Linked DNA regions of Mus musculus: region 2 is linked to region 1. Evidence: chromatin loops called from intact Hi-C (ENCODE). Cell type or tissue: left cerebral cortex. All regions are shown on one strand.

The links. Peaks named below come from ENCODE experiments on the same cell type or tissue, not always from the same donor. Only the 100,000 strongest peaks of a DNase experiment are listed, where the experiment ranks them.
Region 2: it touches region 1 in a loop (3-fold over the local background); 18 of 42 quality-filtered maps call a loop at or near these places.

Annotation. Positions count from the first base shown.
Region 1 is chr11:67,105,684-67,113,683 of GRCm38, reverse strand. 2310065F04Rik (RIKEN cDNA 2310065F04 gene) reads left to right here. Exons shown (of 5, transcript NR_038055.1): 5 at 1-1,223. Among named protein-coding and RNA genes, the nearest start is that of Mir6923, 9.9 kb to the right of the region's middle. In left cerebral cortex, CTCF peaks have their summits at 741 (motif pointing left), 1,485 (motif pointing right) and 3,274 (motif pointing left); DNase peaks (open chromatin) are centred at 88, 727, 1,464 and 3,276.
Region 2 is chr11:67,653,272-67,661,271 of GRCm38, reverse strand. It overlaps Gas7 (growth arrest specific 7), which reads right to left. Exons shown (of 14, transcript NM_001109657.3): 6 at 1,164-1,253. Among named protein-coding and RNA genes, the nearest start is that of Rcvrn, 38 kb to the left of the region's middle. In left cerebral cortex, a CTCF peak has its summit at 3,395 (motif pointing left); DNase peaks (open chromatin) are centred at 3,407, 5,572, 5,833 and 7,743; H3K27ac peaks cover 5,839 bases.

The DNA.
Region 1 (8,000 bases):
CGTCTCTGCTTTAATTATCTCTTAGGGTGGGCTGAGGACAGAAGAGTTGGATTGTGGGCATCGGTTCTTGTCACAGTTCTTACAGGAAGCTTTGAGGTTTGAGTCCGCTTGGCAGGGAGGAGGCGTCACTCAGGGAGCATGGACTGTGTTCTGGGGATTTGAGATTGGGGGACTGTTCTCAAGAGAGACCTGGGGTTGTGCTCAGCCTTGCCCAATGCTTGGGTCACTCTAGTCTGGAATGGTCACAGAAGTGCAGTCTCTGTCGGAGAAACCAAACCCTTTGTAGGACCTGTCTTGAACTAAGGAAAGAATGGTAGGTGGAACAGAGCTCAACGGACACCGAGAGCATCTCCCAAGCGACAAGACCCCCCCCCCCGGCCCCCGTTAGTGAGCGTGAGATGTTCGTGGGCAAAGACACGGGAATGGGTTCTCAAGCAGAGGGGATGCACTTTATGATCCATCTGCCATGTTTGCAGGTGAGTGAGTGAGGAGAAAAGAACGGTTACGTGGAAGACCCGTTACGGACATGAAAGCCAACCCCACCTTGAAGATGTCACCGCGGTCCCAAGTTGTAGGTGGACGCCAGAAGAGTATTTAGACTCAGACCCGGGCAAACTAGCGGATGTGCTACTCCAGGCTTAAGAAAACCCAGGTGGTTAAAACCAAGGCAGCATCCCTAATCTGTGCTTGGTCCAACAACATGGCCATTTATTTGTGGCTCACCGCTGCCCTCTGGTGGCACTCTCCAAAAATGCAACTTGGTTTTAAAGGTTGGGGATGGCGAGACTGACTTAACCAGTTTGTTTGTTTGTTTGTTTGAGTACATACCCTCAGTATTTGAGTCTCAGGATCATTTTGATTCACCTGCATGAATCAAGTCACGTGATTAGAGTAAAAGGAGCAGAATTCAGCGTATCTCATGCCTTTGTCTGGCCCTGCCATTGTCAGACAATTCAGCTAGCTCTTGGGAACTGCTGTTTCTATCAGACACTATTGTGTGGGGCCTTTTATCTGAGCTGTAGCATTGATCCTCTAGGGTGGGTGCAATAATTATTCATGTTACAGATGAAGAAATAGAGGCGCACAGATGTCTCACTCTTAACATATGAATATGGTATTGAGTCCCCAGTGACACCAACCTGTTAAGATGTCACTCAGTACCCACCCAGTCCCGCCCTGAGCAGAATGAATGGACGGGGAAATATAATTTTAAAGTACTGTTTAAATAAACACATATTTTCTGTATGTTTTTTAAGTTTGAGACTAAATTCTAGATGTGCTCTTAGCCTGGCATGCAGAGAAGGAGACTCTGGGATGGAGGGGGCGGGACACAGACATGGAAACTCTCTCGCTTTGAAAAGACATAGTTTCTCGGGATGATGCGGCTGTCTGATGGGCATTGGGGAGCGGAAAGGCAGATTCTGGAGTTTCAGAGCTTCTGAGTCACCTACCCTCTCTTCCTGCAGCTGAAAACAGTACCCACTTTGGCCTGTAGGTGGCAGCTTAGGCTCAACAGAACCCAAGTCTGTTTTTTGATACCCTAGTTCCCACCAGCTGGGAATCATTTTCAGATGGAGGTTTGGGGGTGTTATAAACTCCTGATGTATGGAGACTGTGCCTCACATACTCTGGTTTCGATGATCTTGTGGGTGACCTGGGCAATTCGGTGGTGGTGGTGGTGGTGGTGGTATTTTGCTTGCTTGCTTGCTTGCTTGCTTGCTTGCTTGCTTGCTTGCTTGCTGAGACAGGTATTTGCTATGTTGCCTCTGCTGGGGTCTGAATCCTGGGATCAAGTAATCCTCTTACCTCAGCAGCCCAGGTAGCTGGACATAAGAATCTATTTATTCCACAGGGCCCGACCATAAACATCCATGTTTTACAAAGCTCCCCAACTGACTCTCCCCACCCAAGCTAGAAGTGGCAGTTAGCACACGGAGCCCCTTAGTCCCTGTGAGTTTGCTGAGCAGCTTATTTGACATCCTTTCTTCGTTCCACCTCTGCAGTGTAGCCTGGATCCACAGAAAGAAGGGAAGAGCAGAGAAGGGGCATCGTAGGAGGGATGGAGAATGCAGTTCAGACAGAAGAGAAAATGAAAAAGGGTCTTCTCAGACCAAGAGAGGAAGGAGTCTAAAGGAGTGATTAAAACACGTTTCATACCTTACAGAAAAGAAATAGGCCATGTGAAGGACAAAGGATTGTTCCAGAAAGCAAGAAAACTTGCCCCTTCTACTAACTAGAGCTTTAACAGGAATCCTGGTGAGGGCACTGTGGGTATCGGGGTTTTGGGGGGAACCTGGCCAGGCAGGGAAGTGGCAAGGGGTTTCAGGGGGTGTGGACAGCAGAAGGGGCTTCACAGGGAAAGTGGAGTCTTCCCATGTGGACATATATCCTGAGAGACATTAGCGGCTACCAATGGTTCTCTCTTCTCAACAGCTTCATGCCCAGTGTCTTAGTCAGGGTGTCTATTCCTGCACAAACATCATGACCAAGAAGCAAGTTGGGGCGGAAAGGGTTTAATCAGCTAACACTTTCCACATTGCTGTTCATCACCAAAGGAAGTCAAGACAGGAACTCAAGTAAGTCAGGAAGCAGGAGCTGATGCAGAGGCCATGCAGGAATGTTTCTTACTGGCTTGCTTCCTCTGACTTGATCAGCTTGCTTTCTTATAGAATCCAGGACTACCAGACCAGGGATGGCACCACCCACAATGGGCCCTTGATCACTAAGTGAGAAAATGCCTTACAGCTGGATTCTCATAGAGACATTTCCTCAAGGGAGACTCCTTTCTCTGTGATAACTCCAGCTTGTGTCAAGTTGACACACAAAACCAGCCAGGACACCCAGGAATGGTGGCTGGCCAGAAATCCTCCCTAGCCCAGTGCCCTCACAAAGAGAAAGGGCCATGTACAACAGCAAGAGCATCTGTTGCCATAGCAACTCATTAGGCACAGCCCCAATGTCATGGCCCATGCTCATCTTCGGGCATAGCCTCCATCTTTGAGCACACACACACACCAAATAAAAGATTCATACTTAACACTCAAAACTCCATGAACAAAATTTTAAATTGTGACAGGCTTCCTCTTGAGCTTTTACCTCAACTTGAATATCCGACAGCATTGCTGTGGCATTTTCTAATGAATGCAGGCTGAGGTAGTGGGGAGTCCTTCTCTGTCCAGTCACATCTTGCAGGAGCTACCTTCAGCCCTTGGCACCTGAGGAATATTATCACAGATCTGTGGGAACTGTGCTTCTGGCAGAGCGGTGGTGCCACCTAGTGGGAGAATCTGGTACCAAGCTCTCAAAGATGACTCCAAGCACAGCATGTCTTCCTGGAGCCTCTGGCTTCCTAGCAGTTCTCCATATGGGAGGCAATGCTTAGGACCTTGCACTGTGGTAGTTGAGATGGAGCAGATGGGAGACTGTGTGGACAGATGGGTCAGGAGGTAAGGGGAGAGATAGGTGGGGCGTTCCCAAGTGTAGCACTGTCATATACACAGATAGGGAGATCCGGAGGCAGATTCTTGCCCCCTACTTTCCCATCAGAGAAGTGAGAGAGAAGGTGGAGACTGTGTCTCTAACCTCCACAATCCTCACTTCACCTACTTGAGACAAATATGAGAAAATCAATTCCTAAGAGCCTTTGAAAACACAGGGTATCTGGGCAGGCACTGGAAATACAAAGATGCATAGCTGGAAAGTTCGGCACTACTGAAGGTGACCTGGGTACCGACGTGGCTGAGGAAGGGGGAGCAGGGAAAAGTCTAGACTTGGTAAGCTACAGAGTGAGTTCAAAGCCAGCCTGAGCAACTCACAAAATAAAAAGTGAAGTACAGCCTGGGGGTGTAGCTTAGTGGTAACGTATCTGTGTAGCTTGTGTGAGGTCCCAGATTTGACCTTCGTGATAGAAGGCAGGGGCTGCTTCCAGAAACATGTCAGAGCGTGCACTGGTGGCTGAGCTGGTGTGAAAGACAACCCAGCAAGGCTAGAATTTCAGCAAATGCAACATGACCATGTTTGTGGGGAATCAAGCGAGGGCCCTTTCTTCTGCCACAGGTGGGACCCAGCGAGTGTCATTCTGAGACAAGGGTGCTTGACCAACTGTAACAGAGGCCAGGAGTGTTTGGAAAGAACTGTGGCAAGTTACACAGATTCCACGCAGGCCTCTAAGGAGACCTCTGTTGCTCTGCAGAGACTCGGCTGTGACATGATTACCCTGGACACTGAACATAGTTCCCACTTTTCTGTGGCTCAGTTTATTCCAGTGGGAAAAGAAGATGCATTCCGCACCTGGACTTGGAGATTTTGATCCTTTCCTGGGTTGGCAACATGACCTTGGATGCCTTTCCATAGGGGGTGGCAGCAGCAAGCTGTTCTTAGTAAGCCCCAGGACCATGAAGGAAGTGACTGGCCCTACTGTGTCCCAGACAAGCAAGCCAAGATGTTTGCCAGATTGAGTAGCTAGATAGGTAGGTAGGTAGGTAGATAGATAGATAGATAGATAGATAGATAGATAGATAGATAGTATATACACAATTGATTGAGTATATAAATATAGATATAGTATACACTCAATTGATTGAATATATATATATATATATCAGCTTGACAGTGCATCCAATCCACAGAACAACAGTAATGGATTTCTCCCCCAACAACAGTAGTGGATTTCTCCCCCTCCCCACCCCCCAGGCCCTAGAACCTCCTAAGCTATGGGCTTTTGGCCCAGTTTACAATGCCAGACCTCAAATCCCCTCAGAAAAGGGTTGGTTAGCCTTGTAACCTTTATGCCACTTACGCCCACGGGCACACACCTTTGCCCATCAGATAAGTATTGCAGCAGTCAGGGTTCACATCTGGGCAATACCACTTAATGGCTTCTCTCCTACAGCTGTCATCTATGGGACCTCCAGAACTATGGACGCTATCTATCAGGGAGGAAGTCTTCAGGTCGGGTCCAGCCTGAGTTCTCGAAACCAGAGTGTATTGTGCCTTCAGCAATCGGATCTTACCATAGTTATGGTGGAAACCAAGAGCTTGTGTTATTTGGGGGAGGGGTCTCTGCAGCCTCCTTGACCAGTTACTCCTAAAGAAGTATCCCGAAGCCTGGCATATTTTAATTTAATAACCCATACCTTCTTGGAGAAGCACTGTTCGCCCATGAAGAGTACTTGTGTTCAAATGCCTTTAAATTTTTTGTTTTTGCAATTCAGCTGCAAAGTGGTGGATTTCCATATGGGTTTTATATACATACACCCTTAGTTTCTGATTAACCCACACCTACCCCTCCTTTTTCTTCCCCCTCACTTGAACCTTTAATTCCTGGGTATTTCTCTCTCCTGTTTTCATATTACAAGAGATCATGGGTTCCTCTTCTTATCGGCCTTTAAAACCCAAAGGGGGAGTTCAATGAAGTCATGAAACACACTAAGGAAAACCGATATGAAAATCGCTCTTTCCGTGTAATGATTAATATTCAAGCTGTCTTTTTAATCTCTGGAGCTAGCTCAGGATGGCTTACGCCACAGAACCACTGTTAATATTTTCCTACAAAGATGTCAAGAGCCACCAAAAAAAAAGCCTGTGTGCATCTCTTATCTATGCTTCAGACAATGGGGCTAAATCGATAGATTACTACAGTATTATGAGACAAGACAGAACCTGAAGAGAAGAAACAAGGTCATTAACGCTGTGCTCAGCACCTAGCATTCAAGCCCTGGGTCAGGGGTTGGAATCTCAGCTTAGGGAACAATTCTGATGACAGGCTAGAAGACGCCTACCAAAGTCAGGGACTCTTGCGGCAGGTGCCCATTCCAGTGTCCAAGTAGCCGTGCTGGCAGTGCCGTGTGATCCCTCGCTAAGAGTAAAGGATGTAGGTAACTGGAAAGCATCCTAGCAAAAGCTGCCCCTGATCATAAGGATGAAGTCACAGTCAAAGAGCTGATTTTCCCCTGGAAGATTAGTCTTTATTCTGCAACGGTTTGGAAACAAAGGGCTGTACGCTTTTGCTCCTACTGACCAATGGTAATGTCAAATCTTATCAGTGGGAACTTATGGACCACATAGCCCATGGAAGGTCCTGTTAGTGTAGGGATGCTAAGGCTGGGGCTGGACGACAAATCGGGTAAATTAATCTCTGCTCCCTACCTATGCCCTTACTTGACTCCCTTCCGTGGGCTCCTGGGCATGTACTGTGATTGACACGTACTTCACTCATTAGCTCAGGAAAGGGAGCGTGCGTAGGTGCGAGCATGCGTGCTTATGTGTGTATGTGCGCTCATGCGTGTGTGAGTATAAAGCAAGAGAGCGAGCGAGCGAGACCCAGAAACCACGAGTCGCCACCCGTGTGCTGAGGCCTAGATCCCCAAGGCTGGCTCAGAAAACAGAAAAGGAAGACTCCATGTTTCTAGCTTAAAATGAGTCGTTAAAAAAGGGTGACTTGTGCCCTGGGAATGTACCAGGAAATCTTAGGTCTTCCCACCTGTTGCCCGGGGACGGAGACCTCAGGCCCAAAATAGGTGCAGCTGCTGTAAGTCACCCAGGGCAGAGGCTGAACCGCATTTGAAAATGTCTGTCTCTCTTCCCACTCTCCTGCCCTCCCCACTCTGAGGACTTAAGACAAGGATTCCTCCTCTCCCTCCTTTTCTATCTCACTTTCCAAGAGATTTCTGCTCCTATTTCCCAGTTCTGGGCAGTAGTAGGCACTTCGTAAATGACGGCTGTGTGAAAACACAGACCGGAAGCGCCTACTAGATAACCAAGGTGTAGGATGGAGGCTCTGGCTGGGTCTTGGCTTCTCACAGGTAGCACCTCAGTCCCCAAGTGTCCTCTCTCACACTTGAGCCTGGCTTTCAGGGGCCTGCTGCTTGAGAAGACAACAAAATGGAGCTCATGACTGTCTGAAAATGTGTAAGGAAGCATTTCTGAAGTGTATTGTCTCTTCCTTACTGATCAGGAGTCGGGATAACAAGGCAGGAAGTGGGAGTAGAGAGAACTGGTTTTTCTTGAGGGCAACATAGTCTCCCCGTTTTTTTTTTCCTTTGACCTTTTCTACGAAGAACTGGATTCGGCAGGGGCATGACACCCCTGCTCCGCACAAAACACTTTGCTCGTGGCTAACGCCTTCCTTTTGATCTTTGTAAAACTGCCTCCTTCCTCAATTCTCCACTGCACTAAGAGTTTTCTGTTTTGTTTTTGTTCTCCGTTTCTTCTTATCTTTACTCGGGTGCTTATTTTCCATCTACTGTCCTTGGAATTCAAGGCTCTGTCTTACTTGTCTTTGTTCCGTGAGTTATACACCATATAGTTGCTGGGAAGCCTGAAGAGATGGCCGTTCTCCGTGTTCTTCATTCAAGAGGAACCTTTTCTTAGCATTGTCCAGGTCTTCTGTGAAGAGAGCCAGCCCTACGGGGGTCCATTCTCCCTTGCTCACTTAATCCTAATCCTCCCAAAAGCTTCCCCGAAAGGGGACCGTGTTTCAGTTGTTAGAACATGCCCTTAAGAAGGGGCTTCTTGCTTCTATGTGCCATAGATAGCATGGCCATCTTGAATAAAAATATTCTGTACCATCTTGGGCTTCTGGCTCCTAGTGGCCTGCAGCCGAGGACACAAGAGCCTCTGGAATGTCTCAGCATAGCTCGGGGTAACTGGATCACTGCTCAGATCCAACCAGCACTCTGAGGGCCTCTCAGCCTCAGCTGTTTTTAGCAGTGAGATTAGTGGGAGGGGTGCAAATGGGCCTTGGTGTTCTAGGAGGCCTGCTCCCCCCCCCCATAGTCTGAGGCACATTTGCTTTATTAAAACTCAGCTGTTGAAGTGACCCAGGCGTGAAGAAATGAAAAGCTACCCTCACCAGCTGCCAGTGGCTGCAAGCTGCCCCAACTCCCCACATAAGGGCATGTTACTCCTATTAGAAACCAGTCCCTTGATTCCTTCAGATGGGGGCCATCTGCCAATCATAAATCAACCCCGTGGCCCCTCCAAATAAAGAACTCTACCAT
Region 2 (8,000 bases), 550 kb before region 1:
CAAACATGGCTGCCTCTGTCTTTCTCTACTGCTGTCACCATTCATCCTGACCAGCTCACTCACCTTCCATTCTTATCTTCGACACACTCAGAGAAGGTTATACCCAATTTTTCCTTCAAACTCCCTCAATACCTCCCTACTATAGAGAGATGCGACTTCCTTCAGGCCTCCAAAATCTTCCTGGCTCCTTATGCCTGCATGCATGTCTCTCTCGCAGATCACCTCTCATGCCCCCCCAAACCTCTATTTTGTAAGATGGATTGGCAGTGGCAAGCAGGAACTTACACGTACTTTCTAATGGGTATATGATTTAGGAGAAAAAGAAAGCACCTTTGCCTGGTATTTAGGAAATCTAAAAGGAGGGCAGATAATTCTGTGCCATGGTGGATAGAGGTTTGTATTTATTGACGGTTCCTTGTGGTCTTCCTGAAAGTTCCTTGTAGAGATTTAGTAGTTTTCCATAGATAGTCAAGGTTGCATGACCCCTTCACCACTAGAACTGCGGAAGTCAGTTGTCCCTGCTGATTTAAAAAATGCAAGTACTCAGTACTAGCGTTGGCATTTTTGAGGTGTGAGAGCGTGTATGTACATCAAGGCAACATTTTAATGGTGGTGATATATACAGGACACAAGATTGACTGGGTCGTCACTCCTACGTGTCTGTACAGTTTAGTGACATGAAGCCAATTGAGACTGAGGTGGTGGATCCTGCCACCCATCACCTGCAGAAACTTCTCATCTTGCAACGGGCAGCTCTGAGCCCACTAAGCAATTCACAACAGTTTGAGAGTGTGGATGCTAAAAGAGGCAGTTTATATAACCCTGTCTGCACTCAACTTCCAGAACACGAGTTCAAGGCCACTCGTAGCAATGCCGAGAAGGCTTAGAGCTCAGACTTCTTTACTAAAAGCAATTCTAGTCTCCTGCCTCCGTCCCAGCACTGAAGGGGATGACTGTCCATTTTCTTTGCATTCCACGTCAATGTGAATAGAAACCACACAGATTCCCTGGGACTGCTGGAATGATCTAGAAAAGGAAAGTCCTGTCTGAGATGCCACACTCAACACCATACCTCGAGGCTTCACCGAGAAAGGCCCTTGCCACCCTTCTGGGCGCATGTTCCTGTTGGGGTCGCAGTGAAGGGCACCCGAGGCGGTACCTACCCAAAAGTAGTCACAGTAGCTCCACTCGGTGGGCTTGAGCAGCTGTTGCTCAGGCATCGTGTCCGGGTGAGGGAATGTCACACAGTTGATCTGCAGGGTACAGAATTGGGAAAAGAACGCTGTCAGTGCAGGGTCAACTTGCACAGAGCACAGAGGAGGCCTCCCCACAGACATTCTGGTGGGATGTACGCAGCAATCTTCCCATGATCCAGCAGCCAGTGACTACTTCAAGTAAGTGGCAACAGGCCCTCCTTCCCACCCATTCTAGGGGCTACAAAGAGGGGAACCTCTCTTGTGTGAGTTTAGTAGGATCTATCGCAGTTGTGAACGCCTAGATCCTTTGACTGAGAGACTAGGTTGCAGATCTATCTGCCCATGTGTGCAGGGACATGGGTGCCTGATTTCCACCACACACTATCTATGGCAGTAAAAGGCTCGTCCAGAAGACTGGCACTTTCCAACAGAGAGAAGTTTGTAACTAAGAATGAGATGAGACAGGTGGTGGTTCCCAGCACCTGGGAGGCTGAGGAATTCAAGGCCATCCTGGGCTAGACAAAGAGACCCTGCATGATACACAAAAGACACCTGTAGAGGCTGCATGGAAGATACATGTATGTATATATGAGTGGAGGCAGACATCAGACTGTTTAGGGAAACAGCACCTATTGGGAGGTGGAGGGAGGGGAAAGAGGATCAGAAAGCACGGGAAGAAGTATTGTTCCATCCAGCCAAGTTTGTGTTACTTCCAAGCTGTCCACACCTTGTGGGCGTGGCTTTACTGCTGCTCTTACTGCTGTGGCTTCAACTCCCCACCCCCTACCCCAAGGCATCTCCCTTCAACCTCTCCTCACGGACCAGGCATCTGCCAATGTGCTGAAAGGAAGAGCCAAGGAGGAACCCCCAGGGGTTGGGGGATTGTTCTCAAGCTCTCACCTAGGAGGGGCATGCAAACAGCCAGTACCCCTGGAACACAGAATCTACAACTAGGGTGGGAGGGAAACAGCCTGTGCCATGAGCAGGGTCTATGGGCTGTGGACATATATCTCATGGGCGGATTAAGATCCCTGTCCTGTGTCACCAGACTCTGAGCTCAGGGTTTGTGTGTCAACCATCTTGAGTTCTGAGTGACAGCAATTAATTCAGGGTTAAAAACCAAAGGAGACAGACACCCCCCCCCCAACCCACCAACAACAACCAAGCAAAGTCAAAACACTATGTGCAACCAGCAGACTCCTATGTCAGCTGAATCGCACTTGGGGTCTCTGACTTAAGGGCAGGAGAACATCTGGCATCGAACTGGTTAGTGAGATAGTAGCTCAAGGGAATCAGGCAGAGAGTGATAGAGAAAGATGTGTCTTCCTCTGGTCTCCACATGCATTCAGGTATGTACATACAACTGTGCACGCACAACCACATGTAAATTAATAACTAACTAATGGAAGCCATAGACTTAAGACGCTATTGCCCTTCAGTATCTGGGGGTTAGAGGGGTAGGCAATGGTTTCAAGCCCCACGTGGATGGCAGAGTTTATAGATGCCAAGGCTTCCTTATGTAAAAGGGTACAGTATTTGCATATTACAAATAGTCACCCTCTGACCAGCTCTAGATTTATAATACTTAATTTGGGTACAGACACAATTTTCAGTGTGTAGTTGGTGGGGTCCCCAGCTAGGTGAATTCACAGGCCTGGACCTGGTATGTAGTGGCCACAGTACTCAAAGGCGGGCATGACTGATTTCTAAGGCACCTCATCGCCTGGGAGGGGTTGTTAGGACAGATGGGTGGGTCCTAGCCCGAGTGTGTGGTCAGAGGCTCTGGGTGAGGCCTGGGTGACTACTGGTGAGAAGCAGCGCTCCCAAGCCAGGCTGCAGGGGAGGAGTGATACCCAAGGAAGGTCTGCACCCACCCGTGGAAGACAGAATAATGAGCAAGCCCCAGGGTCTCAGAGCCTTCTCAACAGATGCCTACAGCAGGGACGAGAAGGTTTGGGGGTCTAGAAGGTGAAGGCCCCTTGTATGGCCCTGGAAGAGCCACGGGAAGATGGCCACAGGGCAGGAGTGAGGGTGGGAAGTGGGAGAAGCTGCCAACTCTTGATGCCCCTGTAACTCTCAGGATGCCCTGGTGAGGAGCTCTGGGGTACGGGGTTACTGTCTCTGTCACTTCTGGTTTGTGTTAGTTCAAAGGGGCTTCCCAGAGACGTCAGAGCCCTTCTCCCCCTGGTGGTCATGTAGAGAAGTGCATAACACTGAGGAAGTCAGATCACAGAGTGTTTAAATTCAGGTCAGGCTGGCAGCAGAGCTAAATGTTTGCCAGATAGCCCCTCCATGGTATGTGCTACCCTGGGATTCCCTACTATGCCGTGTCTCCCAAGCACCCTGCACACATATGTCGGTGTTGCTACTTCTGATGGCGTTTTCACACTCCCTTCCTTCCTGACAGCCCGTCTATGAGGGCAGGTGGAGAGGCAGAGAGCATCCTTCCCCAGGGTTTTCCTAGCTTCTGCCACAGCAGGCAAACAGTGGAGACCCAACAAATCGTCATTCTAGCAATGACTGGGTACTAGGTCTGCAGTGCAGCATCTGCTCTCAAGAGCCTGATAATTAAGGGATGATGGTTCTTGGGATACAATTCTCATTAGGGTAGGCACGGGATGCTGAGGCCACAGGAAGGGCTGGGGATGCTGAGACCACTCTTAGATGAAATAGTGCTTGAGGAGGCAGGCAAGCTAGGCAGAGGTAAGAATGTTCCAGAAAGGAAAGGGGCCTGCGTGTGTGTGCATGTGCATGTTTATGGGCACATGTGTGTGTTTGTGTGTGTGCAAATGCGAGTACTTCTGTGTGTGTGTGTGTGTCTGTGTGAGTGCATGTGTATTCACACATATGCATGCTGAGTTTGGCTCAGAAGCAAGAGGGGCCTTGCGGAAGCAGTTAAGTACAACGTGCCCTCTGCGTGAGTGCCCAGCCCCAAGTGGTGGAGACTGCACAGGATGGCAGACCACGACGGTGGCCCCAGGAGGGAACGCCTCAGGACTGCCCTCGACCCCACAAGTCAACAGTGGCAAGTCTGAGAGCATGAGAAGCCAAGCCTGACTATAGGTGTGTCCCCACACTGGGGAATGGGGGAGGGGAGATGAATGCATCTGGAGGGAGGGAGAGTCCACAGCAGTGGAGGGAACCTTGAGGGCAGTGAAATGAAGTCACCCCCAGGAAGCAATCAGGGCAGAAATGTCCATCTGCGAAAATGGCGCAGACCTGCACAGGGCAGGGAACTGAGGCACAGAGGCTGACAGGCCAGTCACAAGTGGTCCAAGTCCTCATGCTGACTCTGCCCCTCTGACCTTCAGGCCTCATAGCCAGGCTCCTGTGTCGCCAAACCACAAGGCTCCATTAGCAGGACTGCGGTGCTCAGGCAGGAAGAGGAAGTGGGACATGTCCTTCCCCGATACTTCCATGGGTAGATTCCTTCCCTCTCCTGGTGATTTCCAGGCAACTTATAGGAATGCACAGCTGCACCCCTGGGGAAAGGTGTGTCTTCTCTGAAAGCCTTGGGAACAATGAGGGCCTCCGACCCTCCTGGCCGTACACAGTAGACAGCCCAGGGATCTGTTTTATGCTCAGCATGAGCTAATCATGCCCCAGGTGCTTACCATGGGTGAACTCACGGACTCCTCATAACAGCCATGGAAGGCACTGAGCACAGAGAGGTTAAGTGACCTAACACAGAATGCTCAGCTCGTATGTAATAGTGGAGCTATGGCTTGAATCTAGACTAGGACTCTGGGTCTAGACTAGGATCCTAAACCCTGTCCCACATGACTTGTCCTATACCCTGGGGCAAAGTGTAGGTAGGCCCTACTCATGGCCAAGGCAGGGCTAAGCAGGAAGCAGAACGGGGGGGGGGGGGGTGCCTGTCTCTCTGTGTATGTGTGTGTATGTGTCTGTGTATGTATATGTGTGTGTGTATATATGTGTGTGTGTGTCTGTGTATGTGTGTATATGTGTGTGTGTATGTGTGTGTGTGCATGTGTGTGTGTGTAGGTGGGTGGTATGGCCCCTCCCACCAACTCCTCTGGGGATCCTTTGCCTCACCCACAGACATGTGGGAAAACACCTTACCCCTATAGCTGGGATGCTTCCTCTGCAGTGGATGCTCAGTTGAGACATTCTGCAGGATCATGAGGACTGCTCCCAGACACTCTTCGAGGCACAAAGGGAGCAACGGCAGCTGATGAGGCACCTAGCTAGGCCACCCACGTGTGACCCACCCACAGGGCCCGACGTGGGAAGCTGGGGCAGCGATGCCTGTGTCCCAGGGGAGGGCTTTAGTCAGTGTCTTTACAGCCTGCAGAGTTACATGGTTTGGGAACTCCGGCTGCAGCTAAGTACTCCGTGTGCCTTTCTCTGGCTTGGTAAGTGAGAAGATAGGAGAGGCCCCCACATGGCTCTCCTCCAGCCACTTGCTCCCTCCCAGGATGCCATGCCTCCAGACCGGTTACACTGCGCATCCAAATGAAGGGCCACAAGGTCCTCTAATTCCTCTGTCCTGTGCCTGGTGCTCTCCCTGTCACTGTTGCTCGAATCCCCTACAACCTGATGTGTCAAGTTTGTGCCGAGGGCAGTGAGCAGCCATTAGTGTCTGTCACTCTCAATCAGACGGCTCCCCGCCCCCACCTGCCAGCCCAGAACTGCTGATGGCAGGGACGAGGCCCAGGCATGGCTGCCAGCCCTTCTGCTGCTGCCAGCTTCTCTTCTAAACTAGCTTTGGGCCACTAAGCTTCAGATCCAGCCCAGTCCTTGCTCTCTGATCGAGGATATGCACCCAGGGCTGGCAGGGCCTGGCAACGCTGCCTTCCAGATTAGATGGGAGGGAAATTGCTCACCACACACTCCCATATTCCCTGAAGTAGGGAAGCTGGTGTCTCAGCCTCCTAGAAATGGGGCCATCCCATCCTCTGAAGAAGTGCTGCGTTCTATAGGGTTTGAACATGGAGCTATGGGCTCCGTATGGAGACATAGTCCTGGGTGAGGGAAAGGATGGTTCAGGTCACCAGCCTGAAGGGACATGGGGTAAGAGTATCCAAGGGGTGTATGTGTAAGCGCCCAGGTTGGCATCAGGGAGGCTTGGATTCCAGTCCTGAATATTCTTTGTCACTTGCTGTGACTTATAGCCAGTCTCTCCTTGGCTCAGTTTCCTCCAGAAGTAGTGAAAGGAAGGCACTTTTCTGTCCTTGTCCCAGAGAAAGCAACTGCTAATATGTCTCAGAGTCCTCACTTTAAACAGTGTCCCAGAAGCCATGATAGCAGCTCTGTGCTGCAGACCATCCTAGAGATGCGCTGATACAGGCCAGAGGGAAGGACCAGGCAGGAGGGTACAAGGTGAGCCAGCCAATGAGAATCTCACGGCCATACTCAGAAACTCTGAGTGAAAGGACCCAGTAGGGGCCTGACTCTGGTTGGGCTCCATCACTGTGTGTCTCTGAGACAACCAGCCAGCCCACTCCTTACTCCTGATTTTGTTTTTAGATCATGAAAATGTCTCTCTCTTATTTGCTCTTCTTCCTTTCTCCCCATTTCTAACCGCCCTGAGACGCTGTCACCTTGCTTCAGCCTTTGGTAACAGTGTGAGACATGGGGTCCAGGCCTCCAGAAGCCCAAACCTGGGGCCTGCCTAAGGCCTGCCAGATTCCTTGAGATTCTCTAGGAAGAGAGGTTGTGGTTGCAGCAGGCTAAGTTCCCTAACCCAGTTTCCAGGAGACACAAGGAGGTCAAAACAGGCTGATGACCCGCGGGCCCTAAGTCAGCTCAGGAAGGGTACTGCCAGTGGGCAAGAGCTGAGGTTTCAATCTTGATGCTTCCTAGTTAGGTGAGCCTCAACATAGTGCCCGCCGGCCACTCTATTCCACTTTCCTCATGTGTGGACCGTGTGATGACCACACTGTTGCATACTGAGCACAAAGTGTGTGCTGGACTCTATTCTAGGTACTTTACAATTGTGGACCGATTCGTTCCCGACTCCACTTGCCCATACCTGAGGCCCTCACCATCCCTGCTCTGCAGACAGAGACAGACACCAGAAACCACTGGGGAACTTGCTCAAACTTTGCCTTAACTTTGTAAATGGCATAAGTGAGATTCTGGCTTTAGAGTCCAGGTGTATAATCACTGCAGGGTTGATTCCATTAACTACAGCTCCCGCAGGAGGAGGCAAACAGAAACCCTGGGAGTAGTCCTGGTGTGTACGCAGTGGACACCAAGGTGTCAGCGGGCATTGCAGTTGCTCTTACTGCTTGTTTGGCTTTCTCGTCCCTGCGAAGCAGGATGGTCCACCAGGGCAAGCACAGCAACACATCCAGTTGGTTTTTATCTTTGCAGAGGTAGTCAGAGCAGCTCAGAATAGGGCGACAAGGAGCCCAAGACAGCATGTCCCCGTGTGCGTCTCCCCCACGCTTGTGCCAAGATAGCAAAACTGAATAGACCTCACTTCTCAAATCTCTACTGTTGGCTAAGAATCTGAACAGCTCCCTTCTTAGAGTACAGGGATGCTGTTGCCTGAGAATCTAAGCTGCTGCCTGAGAATCTAAGCTGTTGCCTGAGAATCTAAGTAACTCTTTCCTTAGAGTAGAGAGACGTCCTGGCCTTAGCGCATCAGAGGGTGTGAAGGGAGGAGTTGGGGACCCTACTCCAGCCCTACAGGGGTATCTGGCCAGAGCTGGGGGGCAAATCCCTGAGAGTTTAGGCAGGAGCTTCTCTCATCAGGGACTCCCAGAAATGCTATTTGCAGGGAGCTCTCTCTTGCTTTTAACTTTGACATCTTCCAGAAGTTTCCCTGCAACAAAA